Linked DNA regions of Homo sapiens: all the other regions are linked to region 1. A link is a contact called in ENCODE Hi-C or POLR2A ChIA-PET data. All regions are on one chromosome and are shown on one strand. The core of a region is the stretch at or near the end of the contact, and the rest is flanking DNA. Distances in the headings are between cores, read along the strand shown.

The links. Hi-C counts contacts between places; a loop is a spot of excess contacts on that map. ChIA-PET counts read pairs that join two places held with the same protein, here RNA polymerase II (POLR2A). Pooled maps may share reads with other maps.
Region 2: a loop to region 1 is called in a map of natural killer cell, with 12 times the contacts of the local background. The contact joins the promoter of XPC-AS1 here to the promoter of ANKRD28 in region 1. A Hi-C loop is called at or near these places in 1 of 168 maps with a recorded cell type or tissue (natural killer cell) and 3 of 50 pooled maps. POLR2A ChIA-PET finds 5 or more read pairs at or near these places in 1 of 52 experiments (PC-9).
Region 3: a loop to region 1 is called in a map with no recorded cell type, with 6 times the contacts of the local background. The contact joins the enhancer-like site here to the promoter of ANKRD28 in region 1. A Hi-C loop is called at or near these places in 1 of 37 single-sample maps with no recorded cell type and 4 of 50 pooled maps. POLR2A ChIA-PET finds 5 or more read pairs at or near these places in 1 of 52 experiments (GM12878).
Region 4: a pooled map shows a loop between it and region 1 (4-fold over the local background). The contact joins the enhancer-like site here to the promoter of ANKRD28 in region 1. A Hi-C loop is called at or near these places in 2 of 37 single-sample maps with no recorded cell type and 3 of 50 pooled maps.
Region 5: a pooled map shows a loop between it and region 1 (4-fold over the local background). The contact joins the promoter of PLCL2 here to the promoter of ANKRD28 in region 1. A Hi-C loop is called at or near these places in 1 of 37 single-sample maps with no recorded cell type and 5 of 50 pooled maps. POLR2A ChIA-PET finds 5 or more read pairs at or near these places in 1 of 52 experiments (CD8-positive, alpha-beta memory T cell).

Annotation. Positions count from the first base shown.
Region 1 is chr3:15,795,822-15,799,962 of GRCh38, reverse strand. ANKRD28 (ankyrin repeat domain 28) reads left to right here and starts at 1,984. Exons shown (of 28, transcript NM_001349278.2): 1 at 1,984-3,558. The coding sequence starts at 3,442.
Region 2 is chr3:14,148,246-14,152,386 of GRCh38, reverse strand. It overlaps XPC-AS1 (XPC antisense RNA 1), which reads right to left and starts at 2,825. Exons shown (of 2, transcript XR_001740603.2): 1 at 2,785-2,825; 2 at 1-2,545. XPC (XPC complex subunit, DNA damage recognition and repair factor) reads left to right here. Exons shown (of 16, transcript NM_004628.5): 11 at 1-52; 12 at 3,439-3,573; 13 at 3,656-3,825. RefSeq lists enhancers at 1,032-1,532, 3,150-3,834.
Region 3 is chr3:14,437,966-14,442,106 of GRCh38, reverse strand. The region is part of intron 2 of SLC6A6 (solute carrier family 6 member 6); the gene reads right to left. Among named protein-coding and RNA genes, the nearest start is that of SLC6A6, 37 kb to the right of the region's middle. RefSeq lists an enhancer at 2,210-2,710. Within about 2 kb of position 2,429, at least 16 of the 41 ENCODE cell types and tissues checked have a DNase peak (open chromatin) inside an H3K27ac peak, as active enhancers do.
Region 4 is chr3:16,910,225-16,914,365 of GRCh38, reverse strand. The region is part of intron 1 of PLCL2 (phospholipase C like 2); the gene reads right to left. Among named protein-coding and RNA genes, the nearest start is that of MIR3714, 21 kb to the left of the region's middle. RefSeq lists an enhancer at 1,513-1,742. Within about 2 kb of position 1,810, at least 4 of the 41 ENCODE cell types and tissues checked have a DNase peak (open chromatin) inside an H3K27ac peak, as active enhancers do.
Region 5 is chr3:16,882,939-16,887,079 of GRCh38, reverse strand. It overlaps PLCL2 (phospholipase C like 2), which reads right to left and starts at 2,125. Exons shown (of 6, transcript NM_001144382.2): 1 at 1,714-2,125. The coding sequence starts at 2,040. It overlaps LOC105376972 (a long non-coding RNA gene), which reads left to right and starts at 2,738. Exons shown (of 3, transcript XR_002959616.2): 1 at 2,738-3,235; 2 at 3,510-3,674; 3 at 3,816-4,141. RefSeq lists enhancers at 1,275-1,774, 1,775-2,270, 3,273-3,981 and silencers at 1,763-2,092, 2,303-2,972.

The DNA of each region.
Region 1 (4,141 bases), core at 735-3,234:
AAATATATGTATACCAACACACCCCCACTATTCTTGTTTATAAATCTCCACCCTTCCAGAGTCTCGTGACGACAGAATTCATTTCAATGAAATTATTTATAGGTGGAAGAAAGTGGAAGGAGACAATATGTATGAACACAGTCCCTACCTTCAAGGAGTTTGTTTTCTGGTTGGGAAAGACCTAAGTGTGGAGGTTGACTTAGAACAAGAAACAGGATGTACCTGCTTAAGTCTAAGTAGGTGAACTTAGGTACTAGATACTTTGGAACAAGTTAAGATTGTTAAGATAAAAAGAGATTTTGCTTTGTGGGCTTGGGAACCCTGAAGATGAAATATAGGATATTGTTACTATAGTTGTTTCACTTTCAGATATTTCAAATATTAAGATTTTTTGATTCAGCTATGTGGAGATGGATAACATAATTGATGTATGTTCAATATTTACATACCTTTAATTTGGCATAAAAGTATTTTATATATTTTAAAATATAACTAATGAATTGTTAGCATGTTTTAATTGGTACAAATATGTTAGAGTTATTGCTTCTTCCATAGATTGATACATTTTATAGCTTTCAATGGTTCTTGTTTTAAATTCTGACATTCTTATATTTGTATCATGCTGGGATTTTTTGTTTTTTTTTTCCTTTTTATGGTTTTAAGACTTGCTTTGAAGTACCCATTTAAAAATAACTCGTTTTAGAATATAGCAATAAATAGTATATTCCTTTGTTACCTAAACTTTTCACAACCTTTATAGGTTACCTGTTTGTTAAGATCACTTTTATAAGCTAGTATTACAGGTTGCAAAGATCTGGAGATGAGTGGAGAGAAGAGAGTGTGTCTGTATGTGTGTGTACTCAGTGATAGCAGAATAGATTAGAAAGAGTATGTGTTTAAAATAACACACAACTTTATTAATTTATACAACTTTGGGTAAAATACATCATTTCTGAGTCTGTTTTTCCCTCTATAATGGGAATACAGCAAGGTTATTGTATTAAATGAGAATGTACAGCACATAGCATATCACAGATGTTCAAAAGTAACTATTATGTTTATTATTGTTTATTAATAAAAATGCTAGTTAATATGAAGAACACAGATTGAAGGGGGACCATGGTATTTTCTTTGTAAGTTTTCTCTTGAGAAATATCCCCCATGTTGGGTAAACAGAGAAAGAAGAAAAAAAACGATGAAATGATTGGCTTTGACATTTATTTATGGCTTTGGGAAATTTATAGGGAGGGAGATTATTTGTATTACCCTGTGCCCTTTTGACATAGGTAATTCAGGACGAAGGACATTTTTTTTTTCATGTACCTCTTTAACAGATTTTTAAGGCTTTATTCCCTATCCAAATGGGAAGGTAGGATTATTTTATTTCTTCAGTGAAAAATCAAATGATTTATATAATTTTAGAGTTAGGATTTCTACATTATGAAATTTTTGCTTTTCCCTTTAAAATATGAATCAATGATTGATTAAATTCACCAATTTAGAAATTGTTAGACAATCTTAAATTTCATTTGTTTAAGCTTTGCATTCTAGAAAATAAAATACACCTGGCAGATTAAAACTGATCTTGGTAAAAATATGAATAAAACAATTTCATGGTTTTTATAATCTAATAAAATATTTCTCCATCTTTAAACCTTTTTTATGAGTCCATTGCAGGCATATTCTTACTGCAACTGTCATTATAGGGTTAAACATTTGCTTTATTGTAACACACGAAAGCAGTTAAGCCGTTTGGAATTGTTTACTTGCTAAAACCACTGTTAGTCAGCAGAGGCAGTACACCAGATTTCCTTGTGGCTTTTAGTGGAAAATGTTAAAAGCGCACTCATTTTTCAGTTATAGAATTTTTTAGTTTGATTTGGATTAGTCACAGAACTGGCATGAACCTTCTAATTGTGAAGGCTGTCCAAATGCACTATTTTTTTCTCCTGCTAGAGGAAGTTACATCCCGAGAAGTAGCTCAGATCTCTGGTAAGTGTAACATGTGAGCATTACTAGGCATTTCATCCTGTGGGTCTGCAGTCTTTGCTCTTCAGACTGTTGCTCCGTTGGAATGCTTCTGTGGGACTGATACTGAGGTTCTATAGATATTTTTTAAGGACCTACTCATTTGGGGATGTCAGTGGTGTTTTGCAAGATCATCTGAGGAACAGGAAAGCATTTGAAATCTGAAAAGGATAACTGTGGCGGTTTTCACAGTGGAAGGAAACTATATTGGCAAAGAGGCAGATGACTGAATAAAGTAGTTGGCTCAAAGAAGATGCACAGTCTGCTATTTTTTTCTCTGAATGAAGACTGTTTAATGGAAGCTGTATTCATGTGGAGATCAAAGGAAACACTGGAATGATACACTACTATGTTTTTCCCCCCCCTTTTTTTTTTTAAAGAAAACAAAAAGCCTGAAGCAGTAATTTGAGCTCAAATGCCTTCTAATTCCTTCACAGCCTGCTTGTTCTACTAGGATTCTCCACTAACACCATTTCTGCCTGGTGCCTGTGCCCTTTTGCTGGAGCAGCCACAGACAACTGCCTGATGGAGAAAGAATGAACGCTCTGCCTTGCTTATGCTATCGATGGGAATAAAGCTAACTGTGTTTCTTCTATTATATGGGAAACCTGGATTAATCAAGCTGTATTCTAGTACCAAGAGTCGTATTGTCTCTTGTGGTCTGACTCATCACATGTAAACGTACTGCAGCTTTGCTATTAATGCAGAGTGGTTTTTTTTTTTTTGTTTTTGTTTTTTGCCCCTTTCCCAAACACTGAAAGAATTGTTAACCTCTGAGCTTCATTTTCAGGATTTGTGCTGAGCTCTAGATCTTTTTTCTGTGAATAGTATCTGCATTAAACCAGTGATGAAGAAATGAAGACAAATTAGAAGTGGAAACAGAATAGTGAGATTTTATTTTTTATTTTCAATTATAAGCAAAACAGCTACTGGTAACTATATGACCTTGCAGGCAAGAGTGGGTATCGCTGTGATCATCTCTGTCACAGCAGTTGTTTCTCATTTCATTCTATATTGTGTGGTGTTGTGTCACCAAAAACAATGATTGTTTTGTGCAAGTAAATTTCAGAGATAGAGCAATAAGACTATTTTGGTAGAGGAAAAATATTTTTAAATGAGCTTGGACTCAGTTTTAGTTATTGACATGTTGGTGTGAAATTTCTTCTTAAGTATTGCAGTAATCCAACAGAAATAATAGAATTTCGTTATATTTAGGAAGTTACAAATTATGTAGTCATAATTTTAAACTTGTTTTTCCAGTAGTACTTATTAACTTTAAAAAAAAAAAAAACCCAGCTGTGCTGTTCAGAGAATGTTTGTAAGTGTTGTACAGAAGAGGAGGAAAAACTACTTGTGCTCTTCCAACTGTGACTTTTATCACATAGCTTGGAATTTAGTGTTTTAAAAGATCGAATGAGTCGAGTGTGTATTGTTGTTTTGGAGGAGGTAGAAGATGAATCTCCTGCATTCATTTCTAAATTGCCACAGGAAAATAAATCCCTACATTCTCCACCTTCTGGAAATGTATTGGTAAGATATGTAAGTTTATATGTTTACTATATTCTACTGAACTAGTAGTATAAATCTTGTTTTTTAAGAATAGATGTAAATTTCCAATAGTTTCTTTACAAACCCAAATTAAAGCAATACGTGTGTAGATATGATGCAGTATTTTTGTATAAAATGCACATTTTTCGTTTTTACTTTTTTGAATGCTGAGATAACATTTCAGTCTTTACTATGTCTTAATCTCTTTAAAAGACTGTTTAAAAATAATTTGAGAATTAGTAGTTATGGCAACCACGTTTCTGTTTTCATTTTGTGGTTTCAGAAACTGATGTAACAAGAATCAGGAACTCTGCATATTTTAGGAAAGGTTGACTACCCCCAGCAACACTAAGGCATGGCCTTTTCTGTAATGAATTTTATGTATTTACATATAAGACTTTATATGAGATTCAGTCTTCATCTTTAACCTTGGTTTTAGTGCTACTGTCAGCTGGCTCCTTGACTAGTATAGTATACCTTATCAAGAGGCTGTATCGTTGATTAAGAAATTATTATATTTAGTTATGCATGTGTTTGTCTTTTCAAGTTATTTAAGTATCCAGTA
Region 2 (4,141 bases), core at 1,576-4,075, 1.6 Mb after region 1:
CACGTGGCTGAAGAAAGCAAGAGTGGTGAGGCTTGGAGAAGTACCCTACAAGGTAACTGGAGCTGGGGGGTCCCTGTGGGGAGTGGTGACACAGGCCTGTAGCTGAGCGGGAGAGCTGGGGGCAGAGAAGTGATGATGAGCCTCCCAGTCCTGCCCAGGATCCTGATCAGAAATGTCTCACTTTCCCGGCTTGAGCAGGATTCAAGGAGGAGAGAAACATTTAAATTGTCTTATTAATAAGACATTTGTAAGAAATGGATCTTCCAAAACACAAAAGAAATCTAGGCCAAAAAGTAGGCCTCAGACTCCTGTTGTGAATTCAAAGGTTCTACAGGTTGGAATTGAGTTACTGGGTCCTGGGAGGTCAGAGCCCTGCTTTATAGCAGCACGTTCTCCAGTCAGATTGCCCTTCTGTTTGGCAGTTCACTGAGCATTTTGCATGTATGTGATCTCTGTTGCCTCAAAAGCCATAGGAATTGGCATTATGATGCCCATTTTACAGATGAGAAAACTGAAGCTCAGGGCAAGTGACTTGTCCAAGTCCCCACAGTTAGTAAAATGGCAGAGCAGAGCCCAGGTGAGAATCCCAGGCTCTGCCTTAAAGCCAGTGCTCCTTTCACACTGTGCTGCGGCACTGTTAGGCTGGTTGCTCTTGAGGAACACGAACCGAGCGAGGTCCCACAGAGACTATTCACAGGACACACAGCTCCGTACGACCGGAAGTGTACAGTGGCTGATCACAGAGACCATTTACTTCTCATCAGACCCCAGGAGTCCTTGGGGGTTGCAAGACTCCGGGAAGCTGAGTGGGGAGTGGAGGGGCCTCCGCTTAGTGGGAAAGGCTGCAGGCGCTGGTCACAGTCACTGCCAGCAGCAGGCTGGAGTGGGCGATGCCCCCTGCCTGGGCCTGCAGGGTTGCTGAGGATTTTCTCTGCACCATCTCACCTGTCTTTTGTGCTGGAACCAGCATAGCAGTGTTCAGTTGAAATGTAACGTGAGCCACACATTTAAATTTTTTAGTAGCTACATTAAAAACCAAAAACAGGTGGAATTTTAACATTAAAATATATCCAGATATATCTAAAATACTATTTCAGCAGTAAGAAATATTTTAAAGTGTTGATGAGATATTTAAATCCATTTTGTTCCTAAGTCTCTCTAATCTTCTGTGTATTTGACTTTCTGTACCTTAGTTCAGACCAGCCACGTTTCAGGTGTGCAGTGGCCACACGTGACTGGTGGCTGTCATGGTAGCACAGTTCTGGAATCCCAAATCTCTCAAATTCACCCCTTGTTCTGATCCCCACCACCCCAGCTCCTGCCTCAGTATCTTTTGCTTGGGCAACAGCCACAGCCTCCTTCCCAGCCTGAATCCATTCCCCTGTCAGTCACTAGGCTCTTTCTGTGCATCTTGGCCATCCTTGTCCCACCTTGGCCAGCGCCTTTAGTCTGAGTCCCGCACCCTCCCCATGGTGCACAGTGATGTTCTGGTGCTCACTGCCTCTGCATTCCAGAGGACTTAGGCCCCAGGTCCCAGTGTTCTCCCACCTCTGTGCCCTGTGGGGTCCAGCCCTGTTCTCTTGGGCAACCCCTTGCCCCTTTAAGCCTCTGCTCAGGCGGGACCTGTTTTGAGCAGCCTTTCTTGCCTCCACTGTCCTCAGGGCTGGGCAATGGCTTGCCTCTGAGCTCCTGTTCCACCCTGTACTCATCACGCTGAGTCGTAGCTCTGTCTCTTCCCCTGCAGGAGCCTGAGCTCCTAAGAGCAAAGACTGTCCTCGCTCCATCCCTCCTTCATGACTGGGTCATGGCCTGGTCTCCAGGAGATCCCAGTGGAAGTTTACTGAACAGTGTGCTGGGTGAATGGCTTCTCAGAAAGGGACGGTTGTCAGAACTCAGAGTCCCTCTGTCCCTGAAGTGGTGACAGAGAGGGTGCGCCCAGAGATCATGGCAGGAATGGACATGAGAGCTCGCAGGCCACCCCCAACCTGGGGAATGGCTTTTCACATTTTTAAAGGGTTATAAGAATGAGAAGAATAAAGAATATGTGATGGAGGCCACGCATGACCCTTTACAGAACAAGCTTGTGGGCCCCTGCACTAGAGGAAGTCTGTATGCTGAGGCCCAGGGGCCAGCCCTCAGCCGCACGCCCATGCCTGACTCCTCTAAGAGTTACGTGACTCTGTCCTTGCCTGTCCTGCGCCCCTCTCACCACTTCACTCCCCAGGGAAGATCTTGGCCTTGGCCACTGCACGCTGTTGGGGAGCACACTGGGAGTCCTGAACTGTCAGTGCTTTCTAGGGCGTGTGAGCAGACATAGGTTATATGTTGAGACACAGGCTCTACTGATGGACAGTTACCTGAATTGTAAATCCTGGTTCTTGTCACTTACCAGCCATCAGCTCTTAAGTGACTTTGTCTCTCAGTCTCAGTCACTGCTATCAGTGATGACAGCACAGAATATAGGCTAGTGGATGAAAGTGTGGGCTCTGGCCCTTACGAGCTGTGTGACTTTAGGCAAATCATTTACCCCGTCTGTGGTGTTCATCTGTAAAATGGAAACAATAATAAGACCTACCTTGTGGGTTTGTTGAAAAAATTAAATAATAACATATAAAGCACTGAAGATAGGCTGGGCGCAGTGGCTCATGCCTGTAATTCCAGCACTTTCGGAGGCCAAGGCAGGTGGATCATTTGAGGTCAGAAGTTTGAGACCAGCCAGGCCAATATGGTGACACCCCATCTCTACCAAAAATATAAAAATTAGCTGGGCATGGTGGCGGGTACCTGTAGTCCCAGCTACTCAGGAGACAGGCACGAGAATCACTTGAATCCGGGAGGTGGAGGTTGTAGTGAGCTGAGATCACACCAGGGCACTCCAGCCTGGGCAACAGAGTGAGACTCCGTCTCAGGGGGATAAAAAAACAAAAAACACCGAGAATAGTGTCTGGGACAGAGAATGTTCCATAAATGTTAGCTAGTGCTTGTAGTAAGAAAAGGGGAGCAGCCGGGCACGGTGGCTCACGCCTGTAATCCCAGCCCTTTGGGAGGTTGAGGCGAGTGCATCACCTGAGGTCAGGAGTTCGAGACCAGCCTGGCCAACATGGTGAAACCCCCGTCTCTACTAAAAATACAAAAATTAGCCGGGCGTGGTGGCAGGCACCTGTAATCCCAGCTACTCAGGAGGCTGAGGCAGGAGAATTGCTTAAACCCAGGAGGCAGAGGTTGCAGCGAGCCAAGATTGCACCACTGTACTCCAGCCTGGGCGACAGAGCGAGACTCTGTCTCAAAAAAAAAAAAGGGAGAAAAAGCACCCCAGCTGGTAGGTGTGTTCTGAGGGTTCACCAGGTACCAGGCATGCGGCACTGAGCATGGTGCCTGGCCCGGTGCTGAGGAACTGGATGCCTTTGTTGTAAACGGTGGCCGTGTCCTCTGGTGCAGATGGTGAAAGGCTTTTCTAACCGTGCTCGGAAAGCCCGACTTGCTGAGCCCCAGCTGCGGGAAGAAAATGACCTGGGCCTGTTTGGCTACTGGCAGACAGAGGAGTATCAGCCCCCAGTGGCCGTGGACGGGAAGGTAAGGGCAGCATCAGAAGGGCTCAGGACCAGGCCGCCTTGTTCCCCTGCTGGCCAAATGCTGACTTGCTCACCCGACACAGGTGCCCCGGAACGAGTTTGGGAATGTGTACCTCTTCCTGCCCAGCATGATGCCTATTGGCTGTGTCCAGCTGAACCTGCCCAATCTACACCGCGTGGCCCGCAAGCTGGACATCGACTGTGTCCAGGCCATCACTGGCTTTGATTTCCATGGCGGCTACTCCCATCCCGTGTGCGTGAGGGGCCTTCGATGGAGGCTAAACACAGGGATGGGGAGGGGTGGCTCCAGAGATGGGGATGGAAAGCTGGCATGGGGCTGCTGGGAGTTGAGGCCTGGTGGCTCCAATTTTCAGGATGTTACACTGGATTTGCAAAGTCAGTGCTTTACCAATTCTGGCTTCCCTCCAGAGGGAACGGAGCCAATGAAACTGGCATCGTAATGCTGGATTAAAACGTTCTTCCCAGGTTTAGGGACTCACAGGCTAGTGAGCAAAAAACAGTCAGCATCTTTCCCCGGCAGCTGCCTGGTTAGTGAGCTCTGTTCCATG
Region 3 (4,141 bases), core at 1,180-3,679, 1.4 Mb after region 1:
ACCACACCCTGGCCAGCTCACCACCCAGCTCAGGACACACTCGCTTGGCTGGCTCCAGTGGGCATCTGAGTTTGTCTTCTCATCAGAGAACCAAACACTACCTGAAAGTATCTTGTTCAATTCCTCGCTTCCCTGTCGTCTATCTCCTCAACTAGAATAGAGGCTCCTGGGGACAAGGACCACACCTGCCTTGCTCACAACTGTGTCCCAGAGCCAGGCGCCATGCCTGGCACACAGTAGGGTGTCAGGCAAGAGCTGCTGGGTTAGGTGGATCCCAGAGTGGCATCCACAGGCAGCTGGTGACAACTGCAAACCCTGGCTTTGCCAATCCTGTGACCAGGCGAGTCACTTGGCCTCAGGGCCTTGCAGGCAGGGTGAGGCAGTAGCTGCCTGAGGACTTGGGGTGTGGAGAGGGGATGTGCTGGCTTGGCCCCAGCTGCTGGGCCCACAGGGGCTGTGCTCGAGGAACAGAGGCACAAAAGCACAACAAAACCCCCGTTTCCCCCACACCTCCTTCCTCTCCCTGGCTCGGGGTGGGGGACCCCAATTGTTTCACTATCTGGCGGCCAGCAGACCAAGAAAGGCTTCCTGAAGCCTCTGGGCAGCTCATGGAGCCCTTCCTCTGTCTGCCAGAGCATCCGCGCCGCCTTTCTCTGCCCTGCTCCCTCGGGGCCGGGCGCGGGATTCGACAGGCCAATGGCTACTGTAAAAATAGTCCTAGCAGCCAGCATTGTTCCAGCATTGACTTGCACAGCCCCCCGATGGTTATCAGGGCAGCCCATTGTGGGCTGGCTCGGTGGGCGCATAATTGGAGGATGTGAGACTCAACTCCCTCCGAGTGAAGGTGTTTCTCAGGAAATGACCCTGGAGCCTCCTCACCCAGAAGCTCATGACCTCATTGGCAGCTGGGATGGGCCAAGTCCATCCCCGCTAGGAGCTGGGGTCTGCTTCACTGCGGCTACCCTGAGAGTCCCGGCTCTGCCCTCTGGGCACACAGACCCACTTGCCACACTAATATTCGAGAACCCTCTAGAAACATGGAGGAGGAGCAACTGGGGTTCCCCAAGTCCCTTTGCTCTAGGCTCTGATTTCCTACAAAATGAAGCCTCCACCCCCTTCCACACTCAGGACCCCATCGTCCCACCACCTGGGGCTGAGCCAGGATGGGGGTGGGGGTTTTCAACAGGGCAGAGTGGGGACCTGTCACGTGCCTGGCATGGTGGGGGTCTCCCAACTCCTCATTTCTAAGGTGCACCCACCTCTCCACCTGTGGGGGCTGCAGTCACAGGTCCACCTGCCTTGAAGAACACACAGCCAGCAGCCCTGCCCCTGAAGAAGCCCATTCCAGCAAGACCCGCCTGTACATTCCTGGCATCCACCCACAGCTCTCTATCGCCATGGCAACCACGAGCTACAGGCCCCTCAGCCCTTGCACTGGCATCTGTGGCAGCCTCCTCACAGGTCTCCCTGCTGCTACTCTGCCCGCCCCTGATCTATTCTCAATGCAGCAGCTGAAGGCAGATTAAAAAGCAGAATCAGGTCCTCATGCCCCCGCCCAACCCTTTGCTCACCCCTAGAAGAAAACACAGGCTCCTCACCATTGCCCACCAGGTCCCAGCACATGCCCCTGCCGACCCTCTGGCCCCATCTTCCCTCTCCCCTTCTCCTTGGGACACGGGCCACACAGAACTGCTTTAGTCCCTCCTACTGCTCAGGCTCAGTCCCCTCTGAACCTTCCCCACTGGCTGTTGGAGCCGCAGTATAAAAAGCCCCCTGGCTCCCTGCCAGCTGCCCCAGGCACCCTGGCCCCTACAGGGACCAGAATATAAGCCTCAACCCAGAAGCTGAAAGTCACTTCCCCAAACAGGTGACCTAAGGCAAGTCACTCAACCCCACTAGTCTTCAGTGTCCTCATCTGTAAAATGGGGTAACTGTACCTTCCCTGTGGGAGTGTTGTGAGGGTTAAATGAGGGGGGGTGCACAGGAGGTGCTTAGAACAAGATGTGGCACACACTCCATGCACAGCAACTACATTATGACTTGAGACTATCTCCTCTTACTACCGCTATCACTACTATCCAGTCCACCCCTGGCCTTGGGGTATATAAAGCCTTCATCCTCCCCAGGGTGAGATCAATAAGGCCCAGAGATGACAAGAGACGCCCTGAGGTCACTCCGCTGGGAGTAACAGTGACCGTGATGTATCCAAACCCTTAGGAGCTTAGCCTCCACTGTCCCTCTGCGGCTCAGTCTGACCTCAGAGGACACCCTCCAGGGAGTCCCCGGAGTATCTCTGTGCACCTCTGCAAACTTGCAATTAGGCCAGTCACCCCAGCTTCCTCACACACACACAAGTGGTCACCCCGCTGCGCAGTGAGTACTCAGGAGCGAGTCCTCCTCCACAGGCGTCCCTGCACCCGCCGACAAGGGCTGTTTTCCTTGGCACTGGGCCCAGGGTTATTTTGCAGCAGCCGAGATACATAATTCCCCATTTTAAGAGCTTCCTCTTTGGTTATTACAGCTACAAGTGATTAGAATTGACTGATACAGAGGCTATGGGATGAAGCCTCTCCCTGTGCCCAGCTAAACATTCTCCTTGTCTCTGTGTTCCAGAGGTGACAGCCAGAGCCAGCTGTGCCTGAAACCAACTGCAGATCACCTGGTCAGATTTGACACACACGCAGGCAGGTGCAGCCCCGTGCCAGCGATGCCATGGCTTGCCACAATATCCCTTTGCTGTCTCCCTGTTTAATATTAAGATTTGTGAGGACTTATTCTGGGGGCTGAGCTGTTTATGAACACAGTTTCCTATTCTCCAACACTCCTATTGTGGAAGAGACTTTGGTAGTTTATAGATAAAGGAAGCTGAGGCTCACGCAGGGAAGCGAGCAGCCTGGCTGAGGCTACACACACGGGTGGAAAGGAGAGAGAGGCTCAAGGCCAGAGTTCCCACCTGGCCACCTGGGCCTCCGGCACCGAGCAAAGCTTAGAAAGAGGTCTCTGCACTGCTTGCAAATGGGGACCCCTATATCTTGCTCTGCATCCCTCCCGGTGCCCTGAGCACCAGCCAGCTGGGCTTTGAGTTGAGTTGCAGATGCTGCCTCCCCCAGCATCTACCACCTCAGTCCAAGGCTCTGGGGAAAGTCAAGCCCTTGCCTCTATTTTTCCTGGGCAACCTTCCCAGAGGCTCGAGAGTTCTCTGCACCTGCCCTGCCGTCCTGCAGACCCTGCACTTCTCAATTTAACAACCAGTGTCCTACATGTCTCTTTCTGGTGGAGAACAATGATTTAAATCTCATATTGTCAATGGCATAACCACTCAGGAGCTTCTGCCATGCTTTTAGGAAGAGGCCAGGTCCTTGTCTGTTTCCTATTTTGCCTGCTTCTCCCATCCCAAACTGCCTAGCACATACCTGGCCTTTAAGAAGGATCTCTGGGCCAGGTTTCTCAGCAAACCTCTTGGTTAAGCAAACTGATCAGCGGGTTGGGCAAGCAGCTCCTAGAGTCCCAGAACAGGGGCAAGAAGAGACCTGGATGACATCCATTCTACAGGTGGGGAAAACTGAGGCCTAAACAACTCCCTGCCCACTAGGCTTGCTGTGGAATCAAGTGCCTGGCTGGACCCCTTGCCCCGCCCTTTCCACAGCAGGCATCTCTCTCCTTTCCTCACTTTTCTGCCCATTCCAGAGCCAGATTCTGGGCTGAGGCCATGACTAAGCTGTGTGACCCAGAGCAAGTAACAACCTCTCTGTGCCTCCGCTTCCTCACTGGTAAAAAATGAGGGTAAAAACAAGACCAGGGACTAAGCAGGATGCTGCCTAATGTTATTCAGCACACAGCCCAGCACATACCAATTGATCAATAAATAGTAGCTTTAAAAAAAAAAAACAGCCACATTGCAATTCTATTATACTTTGTGGCAACCATTCTACCCTGTGTTTGTTTTAAAAAAAGAAAAAGTGGGCCAGGCGTGGTGGCTCACGCCTGTAATTCCAGCACTTTGGGAGGCCGAGGTGGGCAGATCACTTGAGGTCAGGAGTTCAAGACCAGCCTGGCCAACATGGTAAAACCCCATCTCTACTAAAAATACAAAAAAAAAAAAAAAAAAAAAATTAGCCAGATGATGTGATGCACTCCTGTA
Region 4 (4,141 bases), core at 561-3,060, 1.1 Mb before region 1:
GATCTTTCTCTTAGATCATATTAGTGTTTAAGACAATTAAATTGAATATGTTGCTCCCTAATTCCTCCACTCACTGTTCTATATATTTCTCCACATATAAAACTCACTGTATTATCCTCATGAAAACTTTATAGACTATATTAAGATCTATGTTAGAGTTACCTTAATTTTCTCTCCAACTACTTTCTCTCTCCACAACTCATAACTAAAGCACTTCTCATAAGTAATGGCATACACTGAAAGTCCCAAATTAAGAAGAAAGAAAAAGATCAACACTGGCTAAACACAACTGAATTGCATTTTAGAGCCACAAATTTAAAACATTATGACAACACATAGCATGGCTGCTAAAGGGCCCCAGGATCAGAGAATCTGGCAAGTCATATATCACAGGGTGTTGAAGAAAACATTTTTAAAAGAAACACATTATAGTGGGTGTTACATTAATGCTACAGTCCCTGTATTTCGATAATCTGAAATAAGGGTCTCCCTTTTATTCATAATAGGAGCAAAATTTACAGGCAGATCTTTCTTCCATAAAATCATTAATTTCTAAATCTAGCACCCCCAGTGTTCTATTCAAAATTATTATGAAGATCTTTTTAGCAATACACTGTCACAAAAATAATGACTACATGACAGCTATTTTTTACATATATACACATACATAAATATATTTATATATTCATATTCTATTCAGTAATTGGACTTCATTTCTCTTTCTCAAAACAAGGTCATTTCACAAAATCTTTGACTAAATGTAAATATTTGTTTTTCTTAAAATTTAAATCTATAATTTAAAATGATATAATTTGAGGTAAACATATCAGAAGGCAGTCAACCATTAAAATATTAATTCGTTTGCTTACTAATCATAACAGAATCCCAGCAATAATCTGAAAATATAATTGAGAAAAATTTTACACCACACCTTACATCATTAGGTAGTGATCCTCTTTCTAAATGAAAATTAGTAAACCCACAGAAGAGTCTTACTAGATAAAAGATACAGGGCACACCTACAACCAAATTTCCAGCGAATGGGTAAGAAAAGTCCCTAGAGGAAAGCTGGGCTTGCTAACCAAAAGGAGAGGGAGAGTAATTCTGGAATAGGGTACAGATTACAAGACTACAAGAGAGGTGAAGTAATGTCAGTTTGCGAGGCCCAGTCTGGCCAAGACGGAGGTTGGTGAGAAGCAGAAGAAGATGCTAGAGTAGTACTGATGATACATGGGAGGTCCTGGAAACCAAGAGGAAGGTTAGGGCTTCAGCCTCAGAGCAAAGGGTATCATAGAACATGTTGAGAGAATTTCACAAAGTAGTGCTGTAGGAGAACTAATCTGGAAACTGTGAAAAAGGATTTGGGGGAAAGGGAGAAGAACAGAAGGAAGGGAGGTTAATTCTTGTAATTATCTAAGCATGTGTTGGAGACAGGAGCCTGGTACCAGCATCAGAAACAATGGGACAGATGTGGGGGATGATGAGAATACAGTCAGCTGGTGGGAGGAGGCCATCTTCCAACACCAATGTCTCAAAAAGCGTTTTGTTCCATTGGCTGGTTTGGTTGGAAAGTGCATTATTTATAGATCTAACATGAATTTATCTCACAGTCAACAGCAATTCAGAATTGTGCATTAATATTTTTTAAAGCAAAGAAAACAGTCAAAGAAAGCAGAATAATTCAGTGGAGAGAGCACCTGGTCTCACAGTCAGAAGCCCACAAATCTATTTCTGGCTTTTTGAGCAATGTTGCTCATCACCTTGCACAACTGAATCAGTCTCAGTTCCCTTCAAAGAAAAATGGTAAAGCAAACTAATATGACTGTTGAAGTGTTACAAGGGCAGAAACAAACTCAAATCTTTGAAAGTGCTTGAAGTAAAACCACTATACACATGTTAAACCACTAACAAGTAATATTTTCTAAATATACCACATGGACCTTCAATTTTGTCCAACTATATACATTCTTTCTTTTGATAAGGACACAGATGTCCAAACACATGAATACCAAAATTCACCATTCTACCTACTTGTTTCATCCTTCCATGTCAGTTTTGCTTCTAAGGTTAAAGACCAATCACAATCTTGATAAAATTTTGAAACACTATTTGGCTATTTAAAAAAAAAAACTGACGTGAAGTATTTCCATAAATTCAAACCCAGATCAAATATTTTAAAACAAAAATAATTTAATGGTTGCATTAAACCACTGGGGAGGGTGACTATGAGGCAAGGCATCCATATACTACTACATATTAAGTATCCCTTCTCTGGAATGCTTGGAACCAGAAGCGTTTCAGATTTTTTTGGGATTTTGGAATATTTGCATATACCTAATGAGACATCTTAGGGATAGAATCCAAGTCTATACAAGAAATTCATTTATGTTTCATATACATCTTATACATATAGCCTGAAGGTAATTTTATACAATATTGTTAATAATTTTGTGTACGAAACAAAGTTTATGTACACTGAAAGCAAAGGTGCTGTTAGGGTATGGAATTTTCCACTTGTGGTATCATGTTGGTACCCAAAAAGTTTCAGATTTTGGAACATTTTGGATATTTGAATTACAGATGCTCAGCCTGTATTCATGAAAACAAAGGGACAAATAAATGATCATTTGTATTTTGCATGAAAATTGATTATCAGGAACACCTAAAAATAACTAGAGACAGTTCAGGTTTCCTCTTCACCATTTGAGTTGTGACTGCATGAACTCTGGGAGTCCAGCACCTTTGTATGACAAAAGTGAAGCTTATAGATGATTAGCTAATTGGGAAAGGAGGCACTGAACTCCTCTTTCTTAAAGATCTGGGTTTGTTCCAAAGAAAATATAATCTAATATATGAGTTAGATTCAGATTTCCTAGAACTAGGGAGACAAACTAAGTAAATTCTAAAGATACTCTGGAGTATTCTTTGTCTGCTCCTTAGTTTTAAATAGTGTCCCTACTCTCCCACTAAGCTATGATATTAAAATAAAAATAACTTTGCAAATATAAAATTAAGAATATATTAATGCAAAACTATGGAGAAAACTTTGGAGCCTGACAGACCTGTATTCAAATCAGAGCTGTGCTCATTACTTTTTTTTTTTTTTTTTTTTTGAGACAGAGTCTTGCTCTGTGGCCCAGGCTGGAATACAGTGGCGCTATCTCGGCTCACTACAACCTCCGCCCCCCGGGTTCAAGTGATTCTCCTGCCTCAGCCTCCGGAGTAGCTGGGATTATAGGCACATGCCACCACGCCCAGCTAATTTTTGTATTTTGGGTTGAGATGGGGTTTCACCATGTTGGCCAGGTTGGTCTCGAACTCCTGGCCTCAAGTGATCCACCCACCTTCGCCTCCCAAAGTGCTGGGATTACAGGGTGAGCCACCGTGCCTGGCCCCATTACAAATTCTACATTGGGAATAATACTTACAGCACACTATCACTAGTTATATCTCGAAGATAAAACCAAAGTGTTTGTTGATAGACTTGATGTAGTACATGAGATAAGAAAGGAGTCAAGGATGACTCCAAGGCCTGAGCAACTGAAAGGATATTATCAAACTAAGAAAGAAGGCTACAGATGGAGCAGGCTGGGTGGGGAAAAGGGGGGGTTGTGTTTCAGATATGAAAAGTGAAAGATCTAGTAGGATATAGTGGAAAAATCTAGTAGGACATATATGCTTGGATCATAGAAGAGAGTCGGGGTAGAGATGTATATTTGGGAGTGGTTGGCATATAAATGACACTTAAAGCCACAAGACGGGATGAGAATATCAGGATAGTGTGAACAGATAGAAAGAAGGCTGGGATCACTCCAATGCTGCAAGCAAACAGAAGAGAAGCAAACAGAAAAGGGGACTGAAAAGACTGATGCGTGAGACAGGAGGAGAACTGGGAGAGTAGGGAGCCCTGGAAGCCAAGCGAAGTAAGTGTGCCAAGAAGGGGAATGATCAGCCATGCCAAACACTACTGACGGGTGAAGTAAGGGGAGGACTGCAAACTGACTTGAGGGATTTAGGAACTTGGAGGGTATTGGTGACCTTGACAAGAGTGGCTTTGGAGAAAAGTGACAGTGAGGACCTGAAGGGAGCAGCTTTAAAAAAAAACAGGAGCAAGGAATTGAAGACAGTGAGCACTGACAAC
Region 5 (4,141 bases), core at 876-3,375, 1.1 Mb before region 1:
AACAAATCATCCTTCTTGCTTATCGCCCAGTAATGTAAAATTAAAACAAATGTTTTTGTAATTCAGTAAGTTACACTATGAATCTCACTATGGACACTAATAAAGTTTGATTTTTTAATGCAAAAACAAGTATTCAAAACAATTAAAAGAAAGGGGTTAAAATTAGGTAGGCTGGTATCTTCTTTGGAATTTTCACCTCAAATTTTATTAACACCACAATGCAAAATCACCACAAATATTTTATGACAAATAAAAACAGAAATGTCACCTAACTCTGTCAATAGGATTGATTATCATGCACAGTTGAAAGCAACTTCCATGGAAACATAAGCTACAGAGTAAAAGAAAACGTAAGTCACTAAAAGCTATGTATGCAGCAAAAAGACACTTTACTTTCCTTAGTTTATCTCTACGTGTGTGCTGCAGGTAGTTAATACACTTCATCTCCAAACCCTTCAAATTGTGTCCTTGCCCAGACATAAACTGCGCAAACAGATGACAAAGGGAAATGCAGTTTCACAATTGCCTCTTACATAGAGTAGCAAGATGGTATATTTCACTAGATTACTGCATAAGTTGATAACACCATCAGACATTTTCACAGTACTTGGAAGATTTCTGTAGGTCCAATAAAATTTCAGATACCACCACTGCCAACTCTCTTTACTGTGGCACGTTCTGCCCTCCCACCAGTTATCAGCCACAGGAAGGGTGGGTGCAGCCTGTCAATTTGCTTTGCTGCTCCCTGTCCTGATAACTCCTTGATTTTCAGAAAGCAATGTTTTCATTTGCTCCAAACTTGAGCGAGCCGAATGAGCTGGTCTTGCCTAAGGCTCTGCTCTTCTTAGCTCATCAACTATTTTTTTTTGCACTTCATGTCATGAAAAATATTTTTACATTGCGAACCAAAATGTAACATTAGAATGAAACTAACACAAACTCGGGAGTTCCTAATATTACTTCTTGAGTTTAAAATGCTCAAAACAATCGCTGGCTTTCTTCCGCTAACACTGTGCAAGCAAAACCAAGCAAACTGCCCAAAAGAACTTCCACAGTACTCGAGGCCTGCCTACTGCAGCAAGGAAAAAGATTAAATCGTGTGGAACTGTAATCTCTGAGCTTTTGAGCCTAAGAAAGCGGAAATCTGCATTTATGTTCAGAAATCTACTCTATTTTTCTTTGTGACTGAGTGACCGGATATTAGGAGATTTTGCACCCTCGAAGTGTAAACATTTGTAAGAGCCAACTAACTGTATACGGATCAGAAGAACCCTATTAAATAATCTCTGTTCACCCTCTGTTCGCCGCCTGGGATTTTTAAGAAAATGTTCTCACATTTCACATAATCCCTATCTGTGTTTAAGATACAATAGAAATCTTACAGGGAGTCTGTTAACCAGACTAGGCTACACATAAGAGTATGCCCTACCCCGGCAGGTACAAGGCCCTAATGCCAGACCAATCCTGGAAGAGGTGACAGCCCCAAGTTCAACTGAGGATGTCTGAGCACAGCTCCCCCTGCACATTAGGGATCACCTCTCCATTCTTTCCACATGCCATTTGCATCCAATCCCCGCTCAACCACCCCAAGCACCCATGCTCCAGTGGTTCCTGTTAGCAGTGGGCTTCCTCCTTCCACCACCACTCCCCCAGGGAGAAAATAGAATCCAAGGACGGCTGAGGGTGGGCGATGAGCGCCCTTCTCCCACCTACCTTGATGATGCTGCTCCGGCGGGGCAGGCCGCCCGGCTTGCTCTCCCGGGGGAGGGTACAGACGACCGCGCTGGGGGTCGGGGCGAGCGCAACGCCGCGGGGTCCCCTGGTAGGGCTAGCCCGGGCTTCGTCCCCGGACACGCCGAGGCTGCAGTCTCCGTTGGAAACCCCGCCGCTGTCATAGCGCGCCCGCCCGTGGCCGAGGCGACCTCCCCCGCCACCGCCTTCCCCCACTCCGGCTTTCAGGGCGCCCTTGGCGCCGAGGGCCGGGCCCGGGGAGGTGGGCAGGGCCCCGCCGGCGGCGCCCCCCCGGCCGCACTCCGCCATGGGCGCCCCGCGACCCGCCTGCACAAAGCCGCGTCCTCGCGTCCCCGCGTCCCCGCCGCCGCCTCGGGCCGCCGCGCGCGGCCCCTCCTCCTCTCCTCCCGCCGCCGCCTCGGCCGCTTCTTCCGCTTTTTTTTTTTTTTAATTTAGATGTGATGTTTGTTTCGAGCTCTCGCCTTGCGCACGGTTAAAGTCGCGGCGGCAGAATTATCGGAAGATTCCTGCAGGGGAAAGAAGAGAGAGACGAGTCAGCTCCGGCGCCGGCGGAGCCCCGGCTCTCGGCACCTGGGGAAGGAAAACACGCCCCAACACACGCGCCTCTGCGGGCGCCAAAAATAACCCGCGCGGGCCGGGCGCCCACCCCGGGGCAACCCGCGCCCACCTCAGGGGCCCCAGGCACCCACCCCGAGGTAACGGGGCGCCCACGTCAGGGGCTCGGGGCGCGCTTCCCCGGGGCTCAGAGCAACTGGGGTCGGAGCACCCGCCACGCAGGAAAAGGCGCCCACCTCCGGCGAAGGGCGAGGGGAAGTGGCGGCCGCCCCGACACTCTCTGGACACGCGGAGGCGGCTCCCGAGGATCTCCCGGCCCCGGGCGGGCGGGGGGCGACGCGTGGGTCTCTCCGGACCCTAACTCCCCAGAGGCTGCCGCGTGCCGAGCTCTGTCACGTCCCCTCAGAGCCCCGTTAAGGCCCGCGGCGCCGAGAGGAAGCCCACGGCGGGCAGGGGCGGCCGGGTATGACAATCGCCGTGCGGCCCCGGGGCAGCTCCCGGAGGGGGCAGCCCAGACCCACCCCACCCGCCGGCTGCTGTCTCCTCCCGAGCTCGGCGCTGCCCCCTACAGGCCGCGTGGTCCCTCCTCGGTCGCCCCCTGACCCACCATGAGCCGCCTAGCTCCCTGTCGAGATTGCCGCCGTCGCGGCTGCTGTCACCGAGGCCGGGTCATCGGGCCGCGGGGACCTCAAAGCCGAGTGGACGGGAGCCCCAAGTCATTGCCTATCCTTCGCCTCCCCAGAGCTGCTGCAACTGTCAGTCACCCACCCGGAACCCCGAGGGGCAACTACCAAGTAGGCCTCGGGGCCCGGAACAAGGGTCCCGGGGCTCAGGATCTCGGCCGCTGCGCCTCACTCCTGCCCCAGCCCCGCGCACGGAACTCGTTTCCTTCCCACCCAGTTCGGGACACTCCTCTCTGACTTCCCCAGTAGGTCAGACTCATTTCATACACTGGGACCAATTCCTTTCCCTTGGGCTCCTGATTGATTCAACTAGTTGGAAGGATGCTGAGGCAGGGGTGAAGGCTGGGGTGGCTGGCAGGCTATGAGGGGCAGAGGACATCAGCAGAGCCTATTTCGTGCCCTCTGAGTCTCCACACACAGATTTATCATTGAGACCTTCCCGATTCCCCTACCAGGGATGCCGGCTGGCCCTGCCGGCCTGCGGGGCCCAGCCTAAGTCAGGCTCATCTTTTGGGACAGGATCTCACTTGCAGCGCTACAGCCAGTCCCTCTTCTGGTTCTCACGCACCCACTTAAGGCGGAGTGACTGGCCTAAAAGTCCAAGCTGATCGTGTGGCTTCCGTTCGTAAATATCTCCCCTGGATCTCCCTCCCTGGAGCCAGACAAGACTCAAAACTCCGAAGGGTGAGACCCCAGACCTTCCACCGCCACCCCACGCCCCAGGCCTGGGCCCACCCACCTCTCCATCCCAGGCTCCGTGGGCTCCAGCTTCCTACCCTCTCTGGCACCCCAGCCCTTCCCCAACTCGTGTGCTTTCATTTCCAGGAATGCAGTCCCCGCAGGGCGCAAAGGAGAAACTAATAGTCCAGAGGCGGGGTGAACTTAAAGACCTGGCTTTCATTAGCGTGGTGTTGTAACAGACTGCCAAGGAGCCTCTGAGGAAATGGATTTACGTACATATACATACTCGCCCTTGCCCCTGAAGCAACATCAAATACTTTCATGTTATTCTTGGGGGCGTTTTAATTCTTCCGATCCTCTGAATTCGTGTTTTTGTACATCTCTTTCCAACCTGGGCCTACACACTAACAGAAATAGTTTTTTACATCGAAGGACAATGCTTAGTGTTTTATTCAGTCTCAGCTCTTTTC